Regions from separate parts of the Homo sapiens genome. Here regions 1, 2, 3 and 5 are each linked to region 4. The links are chromatin loops, found by intact Hi-C in ENCODE. Cell type or tissue: heart right ventricle. All regions are shown on one strand. Region 1 overlaps AQP9 (aquaporin 9). Region 2 overlaps GCOM1 (GCOM1, MYZAP-POLR2M combined locus). Region 3 holds the start of ALDH1A2 (aldehyde dehydrogenase 1 family member A2). Region 4 holds the start of LOC105370834 (a long non-coding RNA gene). Region 5 has its middle 150 kb from the start of POLR2M.

What was found. A loop is a pair of places that touch in the nucleus more often than their neighbours do. Peaks named below come from ENCODE experiments on the same cell type or tissue, not always from the same donor. Only the 100,000 strongest peaks of a DNase experiment are listed, where the experiment ranks them.
Region 1: a loop joins it to region 4, with 7 times the contacts of the local background. A loop is called at or near these places in 23 of 110 quality-filtered maps.
Region 2: it touches region 4 in a loop (7-fold over the local background); 22 of 110 quality-filtered maps call a loop at or near these places.
Region 3: a loop joins it to region 4, with 5 times the contacts of the local background. A loop is called at or near these places in 27 of 110 quality-filtered maps.
Region 5: it touches region 4 in a loop (4-fold over the local background); 25 of 110 quality-filtered maps call a loop at or near these places.

The regions. Positions count from the first base shown.
Region 1 is chr15:58,180,621-58,184,620 of GRCh38, reverse strand. It overlaps AQP9 (aquaporin 9), which reads right to left. Exons shown (of 6, transcript NM_020980.5): 6 at 1-660. The coding sequence ends at 486. Among named protein-coding and RNA genes, the nearest start is that of AQP9, 44 kb to the right of the region's middle. In heart right ventricle, CTCF peaks have their summits at 1,681 and 1,882 (motif pointing right); a DNase peak (open chromatin) is centred at 1,910; H3K27me3 peaks cover 620 bases.
Region 2 is chr15:57,665,651-57,669,650 of GRCh38, reverse strand. The region is part of intron 10 of GCOM1 (GCOM1, MYZAP-POLR2M combined locus); the gene reads right to left. All of the region lies in intron 11 of MYZAP (myocardial zonula adherens protein), which reads right to left. It also overlaps the pseudogene LOC124903589. Among named protein-coding and RNA genes, the nearest start is that of POLR2M, 39 kb to the left of the region's middle. In heart right ventricle, a CTCF peak has its summit at 2,208 (motif pointing left); no DNase peak of the experiment used is centred here; H3K4me3 peaks cover 509 bases; H3K27ac peaks cover 2,164 bases.
Region 3 is chr15:58,064,928-58,068,927 of GRCh38, reverse strand. ALDH1A2 (aldehyde dehydrogenase 1 family member A2) reads left to right here and starts at 3,217. Exons shown (of 13, transcript NM_003888.4): 1 at 3,217-3,394. The coding sequence starts at 3,278. ALDH1A2-AS1 (ALDH1A2 antisense RNA 1) reads right to left here and starts at 3,703. Exons shown (of 3, transcript NR_147215.1): 1 at 3,186-3,703; 2 at 1,994-2,113. RefSeq lists a silencer at 2,362-2,551 and enhancers at 3,160-3,679, 3,680-4,000. In heart right ventricle, CTCF peaks have their summits at 2,232 and 2,439 (motif pointing right); DNase peaks (open chromatin) are centred at 2,447, 3,097 and 3,837; H3K4me3 peaks cover 1,838 bases; H3K27ac peaks cover 2,334 bases; H3K27me3 peaks cover 2,313 bases.
Region 4 is chr15:57,730,532-57,734,531 of GRCh38, reverse strand. It overlaps LOC105370834 (a long non-coding RNA gene), which reads right to left and starts at 2,121. Exons shown (of 6, transcript XR_001751554.3): 1 at 1,754-2,121. In heart right ventricle, a CTCF peak has its summit at 1,827 (motif pointing left); a DNase peak (open chromatin) is centred at 1,822.
Region 5 is chr15:57,855,018-57,859,017 of GRCh38, reverse strand. No RefSeq gene overlaps it. Among named protein-coding and RNA genes, the nearest start is that of POLR2M, 150 kb to the right of the region's middle. In heart right ventricle, no CTCF peak of the experiment used is centred here; no DNase peak of the experiment used is centred here.

The DNA of each region.
Region 1 (4,000 bases), 450 kb before region 4:
TTAACCCATTAGCTCCCTAATTCATGAATATGTTGACTGAAACCATAGTTTTGTCTTTCAATTTAGGGTTTGGTTGGTACTCAGAATGTAATCTTTGTCGATACTGAAGAAAAGGGTTTTGGTGACACCATTTCATACAGATAGTGCAGCTGAAACCACCCAAATGGGACTATCGTCAAGATGCCGAGTTATTAGTGCTTACCTAGCAAGAATTCCCATCGAGGATGAAATAAACAGGGCAGGAGAGAAGGCTGTTTCAGGGGACAGTCAGCGTTATTCTGGGGGGTGGGGGTGGGGGACAATGGTAGAGAAGTGGTCATTGTTTCCAAACTTTTATGCAGATGCTTTTCCAATTAGATGTCCCATATGGCTAGCAGACAAAACTGGGTGGATTCCACCTCAGGCTTACAAGAACACAGACACTTAGATGCCATCTTTCTGAAGAGAATCCCAAACTGACTGCAAATCCAGAGCTGAGCATGCCACTACATGATGACACTGAGTTCATATTTCTCTGGTTTGTCCTCAGATTGTTCTGTCTTAAAGACTGAGTCAGGCTCTGGATGGTGGATTTCAATGACAAGAACATAGATGAGGCCTCCAATGACAGCACCAACCAAAGGGCCCACTACAGGAATCCACCAGAAGTTGTTTCCAGCTCTGAAATCAAACAAGAAATTAGTGATACATTTCTTGGCCTTCCTCCTGGTATTACTGTCTAGTTTTTCACTCACTTGTTAGTCTTTCTCACACTCATGGTTCCCTCTTAACTCAGCAAGAGCTAAGTATAAGGGGGGCTCAGTGCAGCATGGCAACTGCCATCCTTGACTTTCCACTACACCTGATTTCAGATGATCTATTTAATTGTCCTACTAATATTTGTGAGATATTATGTCTTATTTATTTTCTTTTTATAAAATATAGTGCCTGAGCCCATCGTTAAGATTGAGGGCCCCTAAGAAAGTTCAGGTCAATTATTCAGAATTGCCTTTCCCTCATCCTGAAATAATGATTCCTGTGGATTACAAGCAGAATGTGGAGAGATTCCTGGGCATCATTAGTGTATGAGGACAATCAAACTAATCAATCAGGAAATGTTTTTCAATGAATGAATGAATTTTTAAAAAATCTAAGGTGGATGTGTGAATTGCCTTCTAAATATAATTTAAATCAGTACTTATTTTTTAAGATCTTAGCTTGAGGCTACCCTCTGATAAGGCTGTCATGCCATGGCTCTCTCTCTTCCAGAAATCCTCAATGTTAGTACATTACAGCAAAGCTATAGTTCTGGGGAAAAGCAGGTATCTTTGTGAGTTGTCACCATCTTCTTTGGAGAGAGAAAATCCATGTAAATAATTTCTTAGAAAGGATCAGGAAAGCAAACAAATTATACAGTATATTGTTTAAGGATATATACATTTAAGATAAAAGTATTTTTAAAAAGCAGGGGAATGGAAAACACAAAACTTCAGGATAAATGCAGAGGGGATGGGAGACAAGAGGAGTACCCAGAGGCATGTAAGAATTTCAGTGTTCTAGTTGGATTCTAGAAGGACCCATAGCTTTTCTTTTCATCATTATGCTGAATAACTACACATATGTTCCATGTGGCCTTTTGTATATCTCAAACTTTGATTAGAAAGAACGATAAAGGAAATAAGCAGGACACAAGAACCCTGTCCTAGAATCCAGGAAACTAAGTCTAATCTCAAGATTATCTAGAAGGTCTTTGAGCAAATCAAACCCCCATTCCCCATCGTGAGCTCCATTTCCTTCATCTGCATGGTCCCTTCCACCTGGGGCACCTAAGTGGTCTCCGAAGTCCTCCATTGCCCTTGCAGGGTTGATGGAAGAGCACTGAGCCTGAGCATGGCAGCCACCAGATGTCACTCTTACCACACGGCAGCGAGGATGCTGTACTCGGCCGCCCTCACAGTGCCCTTCCCCAGGCCCCAAATCCAGATGGATTTTTCTAGGGGAGGCACATGGAGGGTGGCTGCCTCTCCCGTTTGGCTGTAAAGACTTGAAGTCTTCTCTAGAGGTCAAAACATGAAGGGAGTATAAGCTACCTGTTGGGTCCATCATTTCCTTTTATGGCAAATTTCTTCCTGTCATTTAGCAGATGAAGGTCCAAGATATCAGCCAGGGTACACGTCCTCTTCACTGGCTGGATGCTTTTTATTTTATCAGATTGGACATGTTGTATCAGGTTCACAAGTCACAAATGGAGGCGCTCAGATGTGGTTACCTGCCTAGCCTAGTCCTATATGCACACAAATAGTGATCATTTGCACACTATGATTCGGGAGATGCCAGGAACATGTGTATGTTAACTGTCTAAAGGACCATCTTTAGGGATTCAATACTTTGGGCCAACTATTTGAAAAATTTAATAATACTCCTGAGAGCTTTCACTGATTAAGTCATTAACAATGTGAATAAGTGGAGAGAAATTTGATGGGAAACATCTTAACATTTAAAGGAAAAACCAAGAGTCTTTGGCCAGGGTCTGTTGACTCTTGCCCTCATCAAACCCTCTGGCATCTCGCTGTACCTGCCATCATTCCACTGCTTGCCGTTCAGGAGTACATGGGGACCTGGGAACAAGGTAGCCTTGTTTTTTTTCTAAGACCTTAGGTGTAGGTCCAAGCTAGGATATCTACTGAGGGATTTCCCTTGAATATAGAACTCTGAGGAAATGAGACACTCTAAGAACACTTTGGAAGCCTGTTGTCCCTCAAAGGTTTTGGGGAGAAATTTTTGGTTGAGGATTACCAGCCAACCCTGCTCTTTCCTAATGGGTTTCTACTTCCCCACTCTCTCCTTTTTCAATCAGTCTTATAGGATGATGCCAGATTAATTTTGCTAAATTGACATTCTAAACCTGCCAAACTTCTGCCCCAAATACTTTGCTACTCCCTATAACCTACAAAACAGGGAGCAGAAGAAAAGCCAAAATTCTCATTCTGGGAGTCCAGGTCCTCTATGATCTGACAACGGCCCTTTCCAACTTTCTTTCTGCACCCTTCCAGCTAGACTAGATCACTTGTGATTTTAACATTGTGTCTTTGAATAACGGTTCTCTCTGCCTGAGATAACCCCTCTGTTGCTTGTTTAAGCATATCCAAATACTATAAATGTTCCCACTTCCACTCCCATAATTCTTAAATTTGGAGCTGTAGACCTCTAAACTCCTGGAGTTAATTAGTCAAATCTCTTTAATGGCACTTGACTGCTTCAACCTTGTGTAAGAGCTTCTGGAATAACCTCTTAAGTAGAATATAAACACAACAGTGAAGGACAGAAACTAGGTCTTATCATCTTTAGTGGAGAGCCTTGAGTAAGATATCAAGTAGCTGCATGAATGAATAAATGACTCCATGGAAGGGAAAAGATCCTGATGCTAGCTAAGGACATGGGACATTAGGTGATTCCAACATTTTCCTTCACGTGAGTTCTCCTAACATATACTTAACAGAGCAAAGGGACATTGGGCAAGATCTCCATCTGTTTTGGAACCACCATGTCTCTTTGACTTTTGAATGAATCACCAAGGAGGTCTCAAAGGGGGTGGAAGAAGAGCTTGGTCTCCAAGACTGAGACTCTGGATGGTGGAATTAAGGGAAACTCATGGGCGAATTCTGGGCTCTGGGAATAAGGAGATCCTTAGGACATATGTTTTTGATGCTCCATTGGAAAGATACAAGAGATCCATCCTAGTTGCGGACATTTTCGTGTTCTAGTTGTGATCATTCTAGGAGAGAATTTCTCAACCACAAACCTATTAACATTTTGGACTGAATAATTCTTTGTTGTGGGAGGTGTGCCGTGTGCATTGTAGGATGCTTAACAGCATTCCTGGCGTCTACCCATTAGATGCCAGTAGCAGCCCCTTCCCTCAGGTCCAGCCGTGACAACCAAAAATGCCCTGGGGAACAGTTGCCCACCTCTGGTTGAGAACTGCTGTTCTAGGAAATTTATTGGATTGTCAATTTCTTGA
Region 2 (4,000 bases), 65 kb after region 4:
CAGGGCAAAAGTCAATAAAATAGAAAGCAGACAAGCAATGGAGAAAATCACCAAAGCCAAAAGCTATTTTAATTATTTTTTAAAATCAACAAAAATTGATAACCCACTATCTGGTTAAAGAAGAGAAAGAGAAAGAGAGACAGAGACACAGAGTGGATAAGATAGGGAGAGAAAGAGGGTACAAATAATATCAGAAATTAAAGAGACATTAAAAGTAAACAACTGGGCATCTGTGTAGAAAAAAAGAGTATTGATACCTTTGCTTCACACAAAACCCAAAAATCAACTTAAAATGGATCAACTAAATAAACAAGTAAAAACCATAAAATTCTTAGGGGAAATCACAGGAGAACATATTTGTGACCTTGTAGTAGGCAAATATTTCTCAGGACACAAAAGACAAAAATCATAAAAGAAATAAATGGTTAATTGAAAACCAAAAATAAAAAATCTCTTCAACAGGGCCTGGCATGGTGGCTCATGCCTATAATCCCAGTACTTTGGGAACCCGACATGGGCTGATCACTTGAGCTCAGGAGTTCGAGACCAGCCCGGGCAACGTGGTGAAACCATCTCTACTAAAAATACAAAAATTAGCCGAGCGTGGTGGCATGCACCTGCAGTGCCAGCTACTCAGGAGGCTGAGAGGTAGGAGATAACTTAAGCCCAGGATGTCAAGGCTGCATTGAGCCAAGATTGCACCACTGTACTCCAGCTTGGGTATCTGTGCAAGACCCCATTGCAAAAAAAAAAAAATATATATATATATATATATATCTTCAACAGACATCATTAAGAAAACAAAAAAGTAAGTCACAGGATGGGAGAAAATGTTCATAGCACATACATCTGACAAAGGACTCGAATCCAGAATATATAAAGAACTCTTCCAACTCAATAGTAAGAAAACTAAAAGCTCAATAAAACAACGGACTAAAGATTGGAACAGACACTTCAAAAGATGAAACTTATAAATGGCAAAAAGCATATGAAAAGATTCTCGAAAAGAAGAAAAGATGCTCAGCATCACCAGTTGACAAGGAAATGCACATTAAAACCACATGAGACAGCACTCTATATCCCCTAGCATGGCTCAATTTATTTTCTTTTGTTTTTATTTTTATTTTGGAGCTTTCAAAGCCAGAAAACCTACTAGACAAATTCTAAAAGCTATAACACTGAATGGCTAAATTTAAAAGGTTGGCAATACTAGGTCTGGGTTAGGATATGGAGACACTGGTACACTCAAACTGCTGGAAAATTAAAATACTACAACCCCTTTGAAAAACTGACGGTCTCTTAAAAAGTTAAACTTATACCTCCTTTTACGACCCAGCTATTCCACTACCAGGAATTTACCCAAGAGGAACTAAAACTATCTTCACATAATGAGTTGTACTCTAATGCTCACTGCAGCTTTATTCACAATAGCCCAGAGCTGGAAACAACTCAAATGTATTTTGTCAGCTGAATGAATAAACTGCGATATATTCATACAATGGAATACCACTCTGCAACAAAAGGGAATGCATACAACTTAGATGCGCCTCAAATCATTATGCTGAGTGAAAGAAGCTGGACAGAGAAGAGGGCATGCTATATGATTCCATTTCTAGAAATGCAAATCATACAGTGGATTCCCACTAAATGGAAATCCATAGTGACCAAAAGTGATAAAAAGTGACTCACCATCTACAGAAAAAAAAGATCAAGAATTGCCTAGGGATGAATGGAAAGCTGGGTTGCAAACTGAAACAGAATCTTTGGTGGGGTGATAGAAATTCTCTCTATCTTGATTGTAGTGGTTATTTCATGGGTATAAACACTGTCAAAACTCAGTGGATTATATGCTTAAACAGAAACACTTACTTATGTAAGTTAATAAATAACAGAAACTTATTTATGTAAGTTAATAAATAACTAAGTTGATAAGGTAAAAAATAAAAGATGATGAGAGCCTGAACATGGGCAGTAAGAGGAGAGTTAGAGAGCGTGGGACAGATTTAAGAAAAGTCTTTAAAAATTAAATTAACCGATTTGATACAATAAATCAAGACTATCTCCTTCTTAGTCTTGCAGAATATGACTACAGTGGAACGACAAAGAATAGCCTCAGACTGCTGCCTGGACTGTGCTACAAAAAAGATTGCTTCTGGGATTGAGAAGCAAATTCCATGGTTTTCCTGCTTTCAAACACCACCCCCTTGTGTTTATATGTGTAACGAATACCAACCCAATGGCTTGGGAGGCACATGTGCCTTTCACGAAGGGAGAAAATGTGCAGCACTTCTGGACATTTTTTGGAAATTATGTCACGAATGTTTGGCGGTCACCTCCCCCACCATTCCCCTCAGGCCCAGGGGTGTGGGCAGCTCGGGGGCTGTAGCACATACACTGAATGTGTGTTCCATAAAATGCATGTGGGGAGCCGAGTGCCTGGTGCTGCCGCTCCAACATTACACAGAAAAATTAATAATAGTCGCAAGAATGCATAACAGACACACTGAGAGGCTCAGGTGCTACACAACACACATTAAATGCAGGATGGACAAAACCAAGACATTTGACTCCTTTCCTCTGACTTTTGAATTGAGCTGTAAGTGTAGTATATCCGACAGAGAAAAGTGTAACGAAATCTGTTCAGAGTTTCAGAAAGCTTATGAAGATAAATGCTTGCAATGTTATTTTAAGAACATTTTCTATATTGGAAATGGAGAATATTTCTTCTTCTCCAGAAGTTGAGCTAATAAAAAAAATTGTTTGAAAAAAAGAAAAAGAAAAAAGAATGGGCATATTTTTGTTATCAGGAAGATTTTCTTTTTCACATTTATTTTAGAATCAGAGGGCACATGTGCAGGTTGGTGACAAAGGTATATTGTGGGATGCTGAGGTGTGGGGTATGACTGAGGCCATCACCCAGGTAATAAGCATAGTACCTAGTAGGTGGTTTTTCAGACCTTTTCCCCCTCCCTCTTTCCCGCATCTAGTAATCCCCAGTGTTTATCGTTCCCATGTTTATGTCCCCTGAACACCGCATGTTCTCACTCATCAGCGGGATCAGGAAGATTTTAAATTGGTTGATGAAAATGTAGTCTGACAGGGCCAGGCTAGAGCAAGCTTTTAGGAGTCTGCTGTGTCATTTGGATTTGGGGCAGAGGGAGGAGGGAGTTCAAAATCTAATGAGTTTAAACCCAGGTAAGCACAAATGATGAATCCAGGGACTAAAATAATCCATATTCTCTGTTTTAAAAGAAAAGAAGAAGGGTTCTAGAGTGTCAGCCATGACCTAGGAAAGGGCCTGTCCTTTTCTCCGAGCCCAGGATCAGGTAGAGGGTGTTCCCTTAACTGTCTAGGATCCTAATACGATTTCAACATTTCAACAAAGTTTTCAAACATTAAAAATGGTAATAATCTCAGAGTTGATCTAAGCCTTCTCCCTTTTTTAAAGATGAACTAACCGAGTCCAGGTTGTTGGTGGCATGATTTGCCCAAGGTCATGCACAGATAATGGCAGAATGTGAGTCAGAACCGAAGTCTCCAAAAGGTTGAGTAATTAAGAAAGAATTAACATTTGTCCATCTTTCGCACTGTGCCAAGCACAATTCTAAGTCTTTTGTATCTATTATTTAATCATAAAAAGTTTCTTTCAAGTGGGAGGGATTATCCCTATTTCACAAATGCTGAAACTGATGCTCAGAGGGGTAGAATTACCTGCCCAGAGTTACTCTGCTTGTAAGCAGAGGTGTCAGGGTAAAAACACAAAGCCCTTAGGTATAACTGCAGAGTTACATAACACTAATGGTGCACTAGTAAATTTTTGACAATAAAATCCCTAGGTTAAAAAGCTCTGATTGTGACATATGTCAATTTCTGTGGTGTCAAGACCTCCTCCATAGCTAATTGCAAGCGACCAACATGACATCCCCAAATGGAGACCTGAGAAGTGATGCATGTCTTCCGCTTTCATTAACCAGTATGAAGCAGCTCCAGCACAGTGCTG
Region 3 (4,000 bases), 330 kb before region 4:
CCGGGCATGGTGGCTCATGCCTGTAATCCCAGCACTTTGGGAGTCCGAGGAGGGTGGATCAGTTAAGGTCAAGAGTTCGAGACCAGTCTGGCCAACATGGTGAAACTCCATCTCCACTAAAAATACAAAAATTAGCTAGGCATGGTGGTGAGTGCCTGTAATCCTAGCCATTCAGGAGGCAGAAGCAGGAGAATCGCTTGAACCCAGGAGGCAGAGGTTGCAGTGAGCCGTGATCATGCCATTGCACTCCAGCCTTGGTGACAGTCTCAAAAAAACAAAAAAGGGGGCTTGAACAAAAAGTGGCTGCTGTCACGAGCTGAATATAGACAAAATATATATCTTTTTTGGCCAGATACAGTGGCTGACACCTGTAATCCCAGCACTTTGGGAGGCCGAGGTGGGTGAATCATGAGGTCAGGCATTCGAGATCAGCCTGGCTGACATAGGGAAATCCTGTCTCTATCCAAAACACAAAAAATTAGCTGGGTGTGGTGGCAGATGCCTGTAATCCCAGCTACTCGGGAGGCTGAGGCAGGAGAATCGCTGGAACCTGGGAGGCGGAGGTTGCAGTGAGCCGAGATCACACCATTGCACTCCAGCCTGGATGACAGTGCGAGACTCTGTCTCAAAAAAAAAACACAAAAAAACAAAAAAACACCGATGGGGAAAAGCAAAACGAAGTTTAAGATCAAGAGGAGAAAATGTTCTTTAATCAGGCAGTGAAGGAAGTTACTTTCACTTACGGTGGAAGTTGTCAAAAGTGCTCTGTCTTTTGCTCAAATCAACCAACAAAAATTCTTATTAAATAGTTATTATGTGTTCTACGCTGTTTTAGGAACTGAGGAAGGCACAAGGGAGACAGGCTGGAGTGCAAGATCTCCTCTCACTACAACCTCCACCTCCTGGGTTCAAGCGATTCTCCTGCCTTAGCCTCCCGAGTAGTTAGAATTACACGCACCTGCCACCAGGCCCAGCTAATTTTTGTATTTTTAGTAGAGATGGGGTTTCACCATGTTGGTTAGGCTGGTCTTGAACTCCTGACCTCAAGTGATCCACCCGCCTCGGCCTCCCAAACTGCTGGGATTACAGGCATGAGCCACCGTGCCCAGCCTCTATACCTTTTCTATAGTGTTCTTTTTGCTCTTGTTGAAGCCTCCCTTCTCCCTTAAGACCCAGCCAAAGGTCAGCTTTCCCAGGGAGTAGGCGTCCTCCTTGGAGCACTCAGCTCATGTTGTTATGGCTCTTTTTCATGTTTTCCCCACAGCCTCTCATAACTAGTGATAAGTTTTTCCACAGGTATCACTGTTCCCCCTTGCTGGAACCCTCTCTTTCTCCCCAATGAACTCTAAGATTTTACTTTTTTATTTCTCAATTGTATCTCTAACCTTCTAAGGCTTTGATAAAAGTATATCTTATGAGCATACACTGTTATTAAGTCATAATTTTTGGCCATAGAAATTCCCTGAGTACAGATCCCTCGACTGCCCAAGCTAAGGTCTGTAGTTTCTCCATGAAAACGATTCACCCAGGTCACTTTGGGTTCTGAGAGGCTGGAACTTATTTCTATAAACCTAATACTAAAATGAAATATTTTTGTCTGTTTTCACTATTGCTTAGCATCTGAGCGCTGAGCATTAGGCAGTTTTAGTTACTCAAAGTATCTAAGGAAAGATGTTTTCTGGCTGATGCTTAATGTTTTCTTAACGCCCAAGAAATGGGACTCCAGCGGCTCTAAAAATGGCATTTAAGATGAGAATCAGGCCGGGTGCAGTGGCTCATGCCTATAATCCTAGCACTTTGGGAGGCTGAGGTGGTAGGGTCACTTGAGCCCAGTTCAAGATCACAGTGAGCTGTCACGGTGCCACTGCATTCCAGCCTGAGTGAAGGAGTGAGACCCTGTCTCTTCAAACAAAACAAAAAGACGAGAATCACAGTGTTGCTTGGTAGTGTAGAAAAAGCGTTTATCAACACTGTAGGCCCCTGTCAAGCTTACATTTGGAGTGAGGAGTAAGGAAGGGAAGGGACTTATGCAGGTCTTTCCATGCGGCCTTGATTTAGTCCACGGAGTCCAAAGCCCATTCTGAGGCAGGGTCTCTAGGTTCTTGGTTTACACCTGCAGGCCGATCCACAGACTAGAGGGCAGCTTGTTAGACTTTGGAAACACTTAGATTAGGGGGGAGATGGAAACTCAATCCCAAAGGGACAGTAAAATGAGCCTAAGGTCTGGCGGGACGATAGCTCTTAGCGTGTAAGGAACAACAGAAAAACAAAATAGTGTTTCTGTGGGTGTGCTGGGTGAGGAGGGGAAACAGCCGGAAGAGGGGATCCGAGAAGAACTAAAGGAGCCCACGAAGCATGCAGCTCCTCGGAGGAGCCGGGGATGATCACTGCCCATATCCTCCCGCCACAGCGCAAGCCGCCCGGGCGGTCCCGGCCGGCAGAGGGCAGCAACTGGGCGGGCGACGCCTGGCAAGGGCCGCCCCGCGCTGACCCGCTCGCAGGGATCCTCATTCTGAGCCCGAGGCGAGGGGGACTCGCACCCACTGCCACCTCTCCCTGACCCTCTGGCCACCATGCACCTCGGCCCGGCTGAGGGGAGTCGGGGGGTCGGGGGAGAGGGCGTAGCTGCCGAGAGCCTGGCGCCCCTGCCCGGAGGAGGAGAACGGAGGACGCCCTCCCGGGTCTCCGGAAAGGAAGGGGGACGGGGTTCGGTGGGTCCTGGGACGGGGATGGGAGGGAACGTGGGCGAGCTGGGAGCCGCCCTCCGCAGCCTGGACTTTCCTGGCCTTTCTCTACTCCGAAGCAGCACCGGGCCGCTCCGGTCCCCGCCAGCCCCTGCCAGCTCCGCTTCCGGGGGCCACGACCCTCGCTCGACTTCGGCCGCTGTGCGCCTCCCGCCGACTCTGACCCAGGGACCCGGAGACCAAGTCCGGCTGGCCGAGGCCCGCGGGCCGCGGCGCAAGTTCCGCTCCCACCGTCGAGGACTGTGGAGGCGGCGTGGGCTGGTCTCCGCGGCCGGGGGGCGGGAGCGCCGGGCGGACTTGACCGTGGGCGCCAAGCGTCCCGGCCGCGCGGCGCGGGCTTTATGTAAATGGAGGCTGCGCCGGGCGTCCTAGGTAGGATGGACCAGCCCCCCGCGCCTCGGCCCTCACGTCCAATAAGAAGAGCCCCAGCTTGACACCTGCCTATATACAGGCGAGCGCGCCCCCGGGCCGCGGACCGCGCGCACAGCCCGCACTGCCCCACGCCGCGGGCTAGGGACACCCGGCCCGCCACCATGACTTCCAGCAAGATAGAGATGCCCGGCGAGGTGAAGGCCGACCCCGCCGCCCTCATGGCGTCGCTGCACCTCCTGCCGTCGCCCACGCCCAATCTCGAAATTAAGTACACCAAGGTAAGCGGCCGCCCAGCGCCCGTCGTCCACGGAGACTTTCTAGAACCTTCTTCGGTTTCCCCGATCTCTTCAGCGGGTGAGGGCTGCGGGACGGGGCCGGGGTCGTCGGGGCCAGCCTGTCATCCCGGCGCAGCAGAGGGACCCCCTGCCTGTCTTCGGGACTGGGGCGTTTGAAGCCCCGCCGTGGTCTGAGGACGCCTTGGGGACTTAACCCAACCCGAAGCGCAGCGTTGAGGGGCAGCCGTCAACGGCTCCTGCCCCGGACTCTGAGGCTGGTTTCTGTCCGATTCTCCCGGTCCCGACTGCCGCGGGGGAAGGCGTCGGAACCGCTTAGTATCCTCAGATGGAGGCCGGGGTTCCCCGTCAGCTTGGCCACGCAGCCTGGCCGTCGCCTCTCGGTCCTCCGCCTTCCGGGCCCCTCGGCTGTTGGTCCCAATCAGGTCCTCCACAGCCCGGAGGGTGCTGAGGGGCTTTCCCGTAAGGAATTGTCAAGACACCAGCGCTCTGGCCGGTTTGACAAATTTCACGGAAACCTGACTGATAAGTACAGTAACTCCAACGTCAGCGTTTCATGTGAATTTTGTAGGCAGCGGCAGTTTCCCTGGG
Region 4 (4,000 bases):
AAAGACAACACGATTGTATTTTTTAGCGAACCAGATGGGGATTTTTTTCATCAGCTGCACAAAAGAAAGCATGTACTAAAAGTTTCTCCTTTCCAAAACCAAATGAATTTTATCCAAATTGTTAAAGTACCTAGAACCCAAAAAAAGGGGGGACATGAATAAATGAAATTTGCATAAACATTCAAAAGAGCCCAGTGCATCTGAAGGTTGGTCCAAGCTACGATCAGATGGGGAGTTAAGACCAGCAAGGGGTCAACACTATTTATCCTCTGCTGTTCACCATGTTAATTAAAAAGAATTAAATCTGTTTTGAACTCCAATATAAAGTGAAGAAAAAGTTTGCTACAAATGTGAAAAACCACTAATGATACAACACAGTATCTTCTGGAAACTGTGAACAGATTAATTAGAAGATGTAACCTACAGGAAAATCTCCTGTTTACTTGATTAAATCATAAAATTCACAGACTCATGTAATACAGCCAGAGAGGTGGCTTCCTAGCGCAAAGTAGTCATTCAATAAATGTTTATCGGCTTTTCAATGAATATCTAGTCCAGCATTTCTACATTAATAGCTATCACATAAAACTGAATCTCCAGGCAAATACATTTGGGAAACACTGAATTAAATAAAGTTAAGCAGGCTTTTTACTCTAGGACCTCTCAAACCTTTAATAAGCTCAGGTGATTTGGAATTACCATGGGAGAGTGGGTGAAAAGGGGCAGATATTACGCTATATTTCCGAAACCCATCTGATCCCCAAATTCCATTTTTCTCAAGATTTCTGTTTTAAGAGACACATTTTGGAACACGTTGACCAGGTTCAACTCCTTCATTTTAGAAACTGGACAATGCAAATCCCAAGAAGTCAACTGACTTGGCCAAGCACTCAATTTGCTAACAGCAAAGCAAGAATTCTGCCCCACCCCCTCAAGCTGTAACCTCCCCTCCCACCCCCTTCCCCACCACCCAATATATCTTGATTCCTAGCCCAATAGCCCAGGACTTTTCTCCTCAGAGCACTTTTGTTGCTCTCCTGCTAATAGATTTATTTTTACTACAAGTTTAGCCTAAAGGAAATACACTTTTAAAGCCAACAGTGGAGGTAATGCAGCATTACCTGGTGATGTGCCATGAGAATTCTAGCACTGTGTGGTCTCTTTTGAGTATGGATGATCAGTTACCTTTGTGAAGGTGAGCAGGGGCAAGTAGAATTCATGCTTCCATAGCACCCTTCAGTACATTTCCCTATTTTTAACTATTACGGTTTCCCCCTACACTGTTCATTTTAAGAGGTCAAGGAATTAGCTCTACAGTCTATCACATGGTATGTTCATGTTCGTGAACATCCATGGAATGAATGAATGACCAAATGAACCAACCAACAAGCTGTGTCTTGCTTTTAAAGGACTTCTCAGCTCTTTGAAGGAAAGAATGACTAAACCTCAACACCAGAAGATGGAAGAGAAAATGATTTCTGTTTCCAAAGAAGATCCAGGCTGAGATAAAGGGGCTGGGCAGAGGAGACCAGGCCGGATGACCCCAAGCCAACTCACAGGAGGGTATTTACTTTGGCGGTTTCCCAAAAAGAGTAACCAAAATAGAAACAATGTGGTCAGTTAGATAAACGTTTGCAAATTGCTTTGTTTCTTATATTGTCCATACTTTTTAAATCTAGAATTTAGTTGGGAGGGGAGACATAATTGGGATATGTATCTAAAGTCGACAGTAAGTAATTCTTTGGTAAATTACCTTGTTGGGAACGATTACTCTTGGAAGAAACGCTGAGTGCACAATTCAGATCACGCCCTCTAGTGGTGAAAGCTCACATTGGAGCGTGGCCTATGGAAACTCCTGGATGGCCAGTGTCTCTTCTTAGTCTCAGATTGTGCCAATATTAATTTTATTTCAGATTTTTTACTGGAGGAGGAAATTCCTTTTAACATTAATAACTTGCACAACGCCTTCATATATAAATTCTTCTGGCAAGAAATGCGTGGGTCAAATCTGAAGACCTCTTCTGTTTGGGCTCTGGATGTGTCAAGCCAAAAATTCTTGAAAAATAAAGGTGGTTAAAAGCAGTTAGGCCAGATGCAGTGGCTCAGGACCATCATCCCAGCACTTTGGGAGGCTGTGGTGGAAAGATCACTTGAGCCCAGGAGTTCAGCACCAGCCTGCGCAACAGAGCAAAACCCTGTCTCTATCAAAAAAAAAAAAAAAATTAATTACCCTGGTGTGGTAGCTTGTTCCTGCAGTCCCAGCTACTCAGGAGGCTGAGGCAGAAAGATTGCTTGAGCCCAGGAGTTTCAGGATGCAGTGAGCTATGATCACACCATTGCACTCCAGTCTGGGCTGCAAAGCAGAAGACCCTGTATCAAAAAAAAAAAAAAAAAAAAGCATTTAAGAAATGTGTGCATCCTCCTACTAATCTCAATTAAGTGATCATTTTCTAAGGGTAAGTGCATTTTTTTCCTTTCTTTTTAAGAATCAAGATAACATGAAGGGAACAGAGACACACACAAACTCACGAACTCAACCCAGGTATGTGTTTCTGGGATCCAGAGAGGGGGCGGTTCCAAGAGAAGGAATGTGGCAGGACCTCCTGATGAAAAAACCCATCTGGGACTTGAGAAATCTGGATTCAATCCTTGGCTCCATTGCGAGCTCACCGCATAATTAAGGGGGCAGATCAGCTAATCTCTCTGTCCTTCACTTTGTCCTCTTTAAAATGATAGTATCTGGCCTCTCCCCTCTTCTTAGGAATGCCATGTCAGCAGATGCTGGGACTGGAACGTGGGGCCGCAGAGGCCAATTAGCTGTATGCAGCAGGGAGCTGTGCCCAGCCTCTCCTGCCCCAGCCTGTCCCACAAATTAATGACTTTGGTCACACAGGGTCTGCCTGAGAGAGTGTGAATGAATTTCAGACAACTCACAGCTCTTCCTTTCAGATGATGAGGCAAAATAGCATTTCTTTTGTGCAGCACAAATTTTGTTTCATTGCATGAAATTACTATGGCCATCATGAAAAGAAGACATATTTAGGTACATGCAGGAGGGACCTATTACAGAAGAAGCATTGGCCCAAGAGTCAGGAGATCTGGGTTCTGTCCTGGTTGTGACAGCTGGGTGACCTTGGACACATCCACTAATAATAAGTACTGTTTGCCAGGGGCTTACAATATGCTGGGCACCTGAATATGAACTCAGGTACTTGATGTGTCTGGCATGTATACAGTGAGTGCTCACTAATGTTCGCTATTAGTATGATCATCTAATTTAATCTCCTAATAACCTTATGAGATAGGTCTTATTGTTATTCCCACTATGTAGATGGGAAAACTGAGGGTCAGGGAAGTGGCTGCTCTAACGTGCCACCCAGATCCCCTTCAGGAATAAAGAATCTAATCCCCCAGCTGCTGGGAGTGCTGCCAGAGAATGGCCCTCAGCTGTCAGCCCTCTTTGAGGATTGCTTCAGCTGAAGACAGCTGGCTCCCCCGAGGACACCCATCCTTCCAGAGGCAGTCCACAGCCAGTGACGGATCATGCATGGTAGAAAGGCCTGGCTTCCTGTATTCATTTTGTTGAGCTGCCATAACAAATTACCACAAACTGGTTGGTTTAAAACAACAGGCTGGGCGCGGTGGCTCACACCTGTAATCCCAGCACTTTGGGAGGCCGAGGTGGGTGGATCACGAAGTCAGGAGATCAAGACCATCCTGGCTAACACGGTGAAACCCCCTCTCTACTAAAAATACAAAAAAAAAAAAAATTAGCTGGGCACGGTGGCGGGTGCCTGTAGTCCCAGCTACTCGGAAGGCTGAGGCAGGAGAATGTCGTGAACCCAGGAGACAGAGCTTGCAGTGAGCCGAGATCGCGGCACTGTACTCCAGCCTGGGCTGACTGAGCTAGACTCCGTCTCAAAAATAAATACATACATACATACATACATACATACATACATACATACATACATACATAAAACAACAGAAATGTGTTCCC
Region 5 (4,000 bases), 120 kb before region 4:
CTCATCTTGAATTAGAAATCCAAGGTTCTACACTCGCTCACCTCAACTAGTTTTACTTTTTTCTTTTCTTCCTATCCCATTAAAAGCATTTATGTCAAATAATTTGGTCTTTACCTTTCCTTATCTTTTTTTACTACTAGAGAATATTACCCAGAATATAGATTCTCATCTGTGCCAGCTAACCCTTTGGCATGTTGATTTTTTTTTTTTTAAATAAAACCCTAGCTGGCTTATTCTGCAAACATTGACTGATGACCTGTGTGACAGACATTCTGCTTGGGATCATTAACCCAGTTCTAAGACATAGCTTATAGCCAAACATATAGTTCCTCTGTGATTAAATAACAGTAAAACCGTGAATAATACACAATATTTCCTCCTTGTTGAAGACTATCATAGACTCCTAGGGCATTTCTCAAGGTAAAATCATCCCAAACCCTAGATCACATATGACTGTCACATCTGCCGCAAAATGAGAGGCTGCCACAGATACCTGGGTAGAAATGATTATGAACATTGAGTAGCTGCCTAAATAACTAGAAAACTAGGATTGATTGATAGACATTTGTAAATTTTTCCCCTACACAGTAAAAAATACAAAGGCTACTCCAATCCTGGGGGTTGCCCCAGAAGAGAGGAGCCTTTGGTCAGGTAGAAAACAAAGGAAACATATTCCTGATCTTGGATCTTAATTAGTTGCCTCTAAAGAAGGAGTTAATAGTTGCCACTGACACCAACAGTTGTCTAAGGTATGGAAAACTGTCCCAAAGTTCTTGGGCAGAGGAGTCTAAAATCTTGGGGAAACTTTGGGCCTGAGGACATCTCTAATTTGTTAGTGGGGTAGCAATTTCTATTTGGTCAGAGGGCTGTTGTCACTTGGAGGAGGTGCATGTTTGGCAGAACATCTTGGGTAGGAGGAAGGAGGGGCAATGAAAACAGCTGTGGGGAGACTGCACCAGAGAAGGAGAAAATGTTTTGAAACCACAAGCATCCTACTAACACTTCAAAGACCTCCTTCATGACAATAATACCCTTTGGACATGGAGTGGAAGAAGAGTTAAGCACTCCAGGGTTCAAGTTTCTTGCAAATTTAGAAATGGTGTCAAGAGAAGGGATTCCCTGTCACCCATCGTTTAACCTTATTTGACTCATCCTTCCCCATCTCATAGGGCTTGCGGTTGGAATTACCATTCTGTCATTCACCAAAATCTTAATTATCTTAAATGAACCTTGCAAAGAAAGGCTAGGAAATGGAAAACACTAACGATGTTCAAAATGAAAGTGGAATAGAAAATGTGGACAACTAACTTCATTGGAATGGCATCCCCCAAAATAAAGTCTTACGTGTATTTTCAGCCAAGTGCATTGCTGAAACCCAATCAAACTTGTAATTCGCTATCCAAGATCCAAGAGAATGCAATTCTATGACACAGAGTGGGTCATAGAGACTTCAGTAAGACCACATTAGGCTCCCTACATTGCACAAGGAAGAATGCTGTCATAAATGGGGTAGAACTAATGAAGGCTCCACTTCATTTGTACGCGAGCAGAACTGGGCAACTATAATCCCAGAGATCAAGGCACAAAAATAATGACCCCAAATGAAATGAAAGATCTAACACTAAAAGGAAACGGAAACAATGGGGGGATGATAGTTGTTTAGACTTGAAGAAACCCAGGCGTGATTCCTTCATCCCCCTTCCAGGTGAGGAAAGATTGAACACAGGGAGCATTAGTGCTCAAATTTAGAGTTTCTCTGCTTAAAGGTGATATAAAGCTATTAACTTGCCTAAAGAAAGCAAGCTTTTTCAGTATTTTTAATATTGCTCTTTCATAAAATACAGGTATTTAAAATATAAAATCATTTGTCTTTAGTATTTGAAAATACTAAAAAATACTTTAGTATTTTGATAATACCAAGGGTGGGAAGGAGGGATGGGTATTGAACCTTAGCTGACACAGGGGATAAGAACTATTTGCATAGTAGAGCTGCAGCCTTCAACCACAGATTCCGCGTGTCAGGTTAAGGTAGCTGACTACATTTTTGAGTTCATTTTCTTTGCAGGCTGGTTAATACGCCACGTCAGAGTTCAGCAGCATCCTTCAATGCCAGACCAAGGCATTCCCTCCCCCACCTATTACTAACCACTACATTAAACATTTGTATATGAAGCCAACAGGCCCCTTTTCCTCAAGGCACAAGATTATACTTACAGCCATGGCCCCGGGCAGGGCAGGGCAATGCAGTGGCCTTAAACTTGAAACTAAAATCAGCATACTCTATCCAAGGGTTTCAACTTTGGCCCCATGCCTGGATGGGGAGGTCAGCCACTTACTAGCCACGTAACTTTGGACAAGTTACTTAGTCCCCTGTGAGTCTCTGTTTTCTATATGAAAATGGGAAATAGGAGATTAAAAGGGCAGGAGTGTAAAGCAAAAATCAAGAGACTGCCTCATTGAAGATGCTCAGTTTAGACTGCCCTTTGTGCACCATCACCCCACCTCGGATGTTTGTCCTCATACCTGATCTCTCTCCCTATCTCGCTGTCATGCAATGCAGTAGACCCTCCTCCACCCCACCACACCCCACAGACATGCCTTTGTGGGACTGGTGGTATTTTGTCCCATTGGCAATGTTAGAGGTCTCATCTCATCCCATTAATAAGCAGCCTGATGGCATTTCTTCATCACCTCTCTCCAAAAAGCTTCTGCCATCAATGTCTGGATGAAAACTCACCTGAAAAATAAAGTGCTGCAATGTTGAGGGCCCCATATATGTAGGACAGTGAACACAAATGTGGATGAAGGAGAAAACTTTCCATCAAAATTCCCAACCCAACAAAAAGACGAGGACATGCATGAATGTGCTGTGTAGGCCAGGGGTAAAGACCACAGGCTTCAGACTCAGACTGGCTGGTATGATGCTTGGCTCTGCCACTTGCTTGGTGTGAGCATTTGGACCACTTGATAACACCTCTGTACATTCATTTCCTCCTCTGAAAAATGGGGCAAAATCAAATTATATTTAAATGACCTAATACAAGTCCTTAGCTCCATTTCTGGAAGCTAGTATTCAGTTGGTGCAAAGTTATTATGGTCTTTGCTACTAAAAGTAATGACCAAAACCATGACTACTTTTGCACTAACCTAATAACCGAAGATAGCTGTTATTATAATGATAATACTATTACTGATAACTAAAATTACACAGTATCTCAGTTCAGGCTGCTACCACCAAATACCTTAGACTCGGTAATTTATCAACAATAGAAATGTATTGCTAACAGTTCTGGAGGCTGGGAAATCCAAGATCCAGGTGCCAACAGATTCAGTGTCTGGTGAGAGCTCACCTTCTGCCCCAACTTGTTGCTGTATCCTCACGGGGTGGAAGAGGCAAACAAAATCCTCAAGCTACTTTTATAAGGGCACTAAGAGCGTCCTTAAAAAATCTACAAGGGTGATTATGTCACCTCCCCTAGGCCTCATCTCTTAACACCATCATCTTGGGGGTTAGGTTTCAATGTCTGAATTTGGGAGTGCAAAGATTCAGACCATAGCACACTGTATATGTGGTAAGAGTATAAACAAAATGCCACCTAATTGTGGAGGCTTAATTCTCCCTAGACAGGGCAAGAGCAAGAAGTGGCCCAAAAAAATTTAGAAACAAAGTGGGCCTTGATTTGGGTTTGGAAGGAGGAGGAGAGCTTGGCCAGGTGGAGAAGGTAACAGCATTGAAGGCAGAGGAGGCTCAATGCTGTGACCCTGGACTGCATGTTGGCTCAGTGTTCTCCCAGTGTGATGGATGAGGCTGGAGGGCAGACAGGCAGATTCAGAAGGACCCAAAGACCTGCAGTGCCATGCTAAGAAGACAGCGATTAAAATATTACCCCAAACTAGAGTGTTTGCTTACTATTTGCTAGAATAGAGGCCAGCAATTATACAAACTGAAGGGAAGGCCAAGGTTGCACATGCTAAACACAGACATTGAGGCAGACTTTGG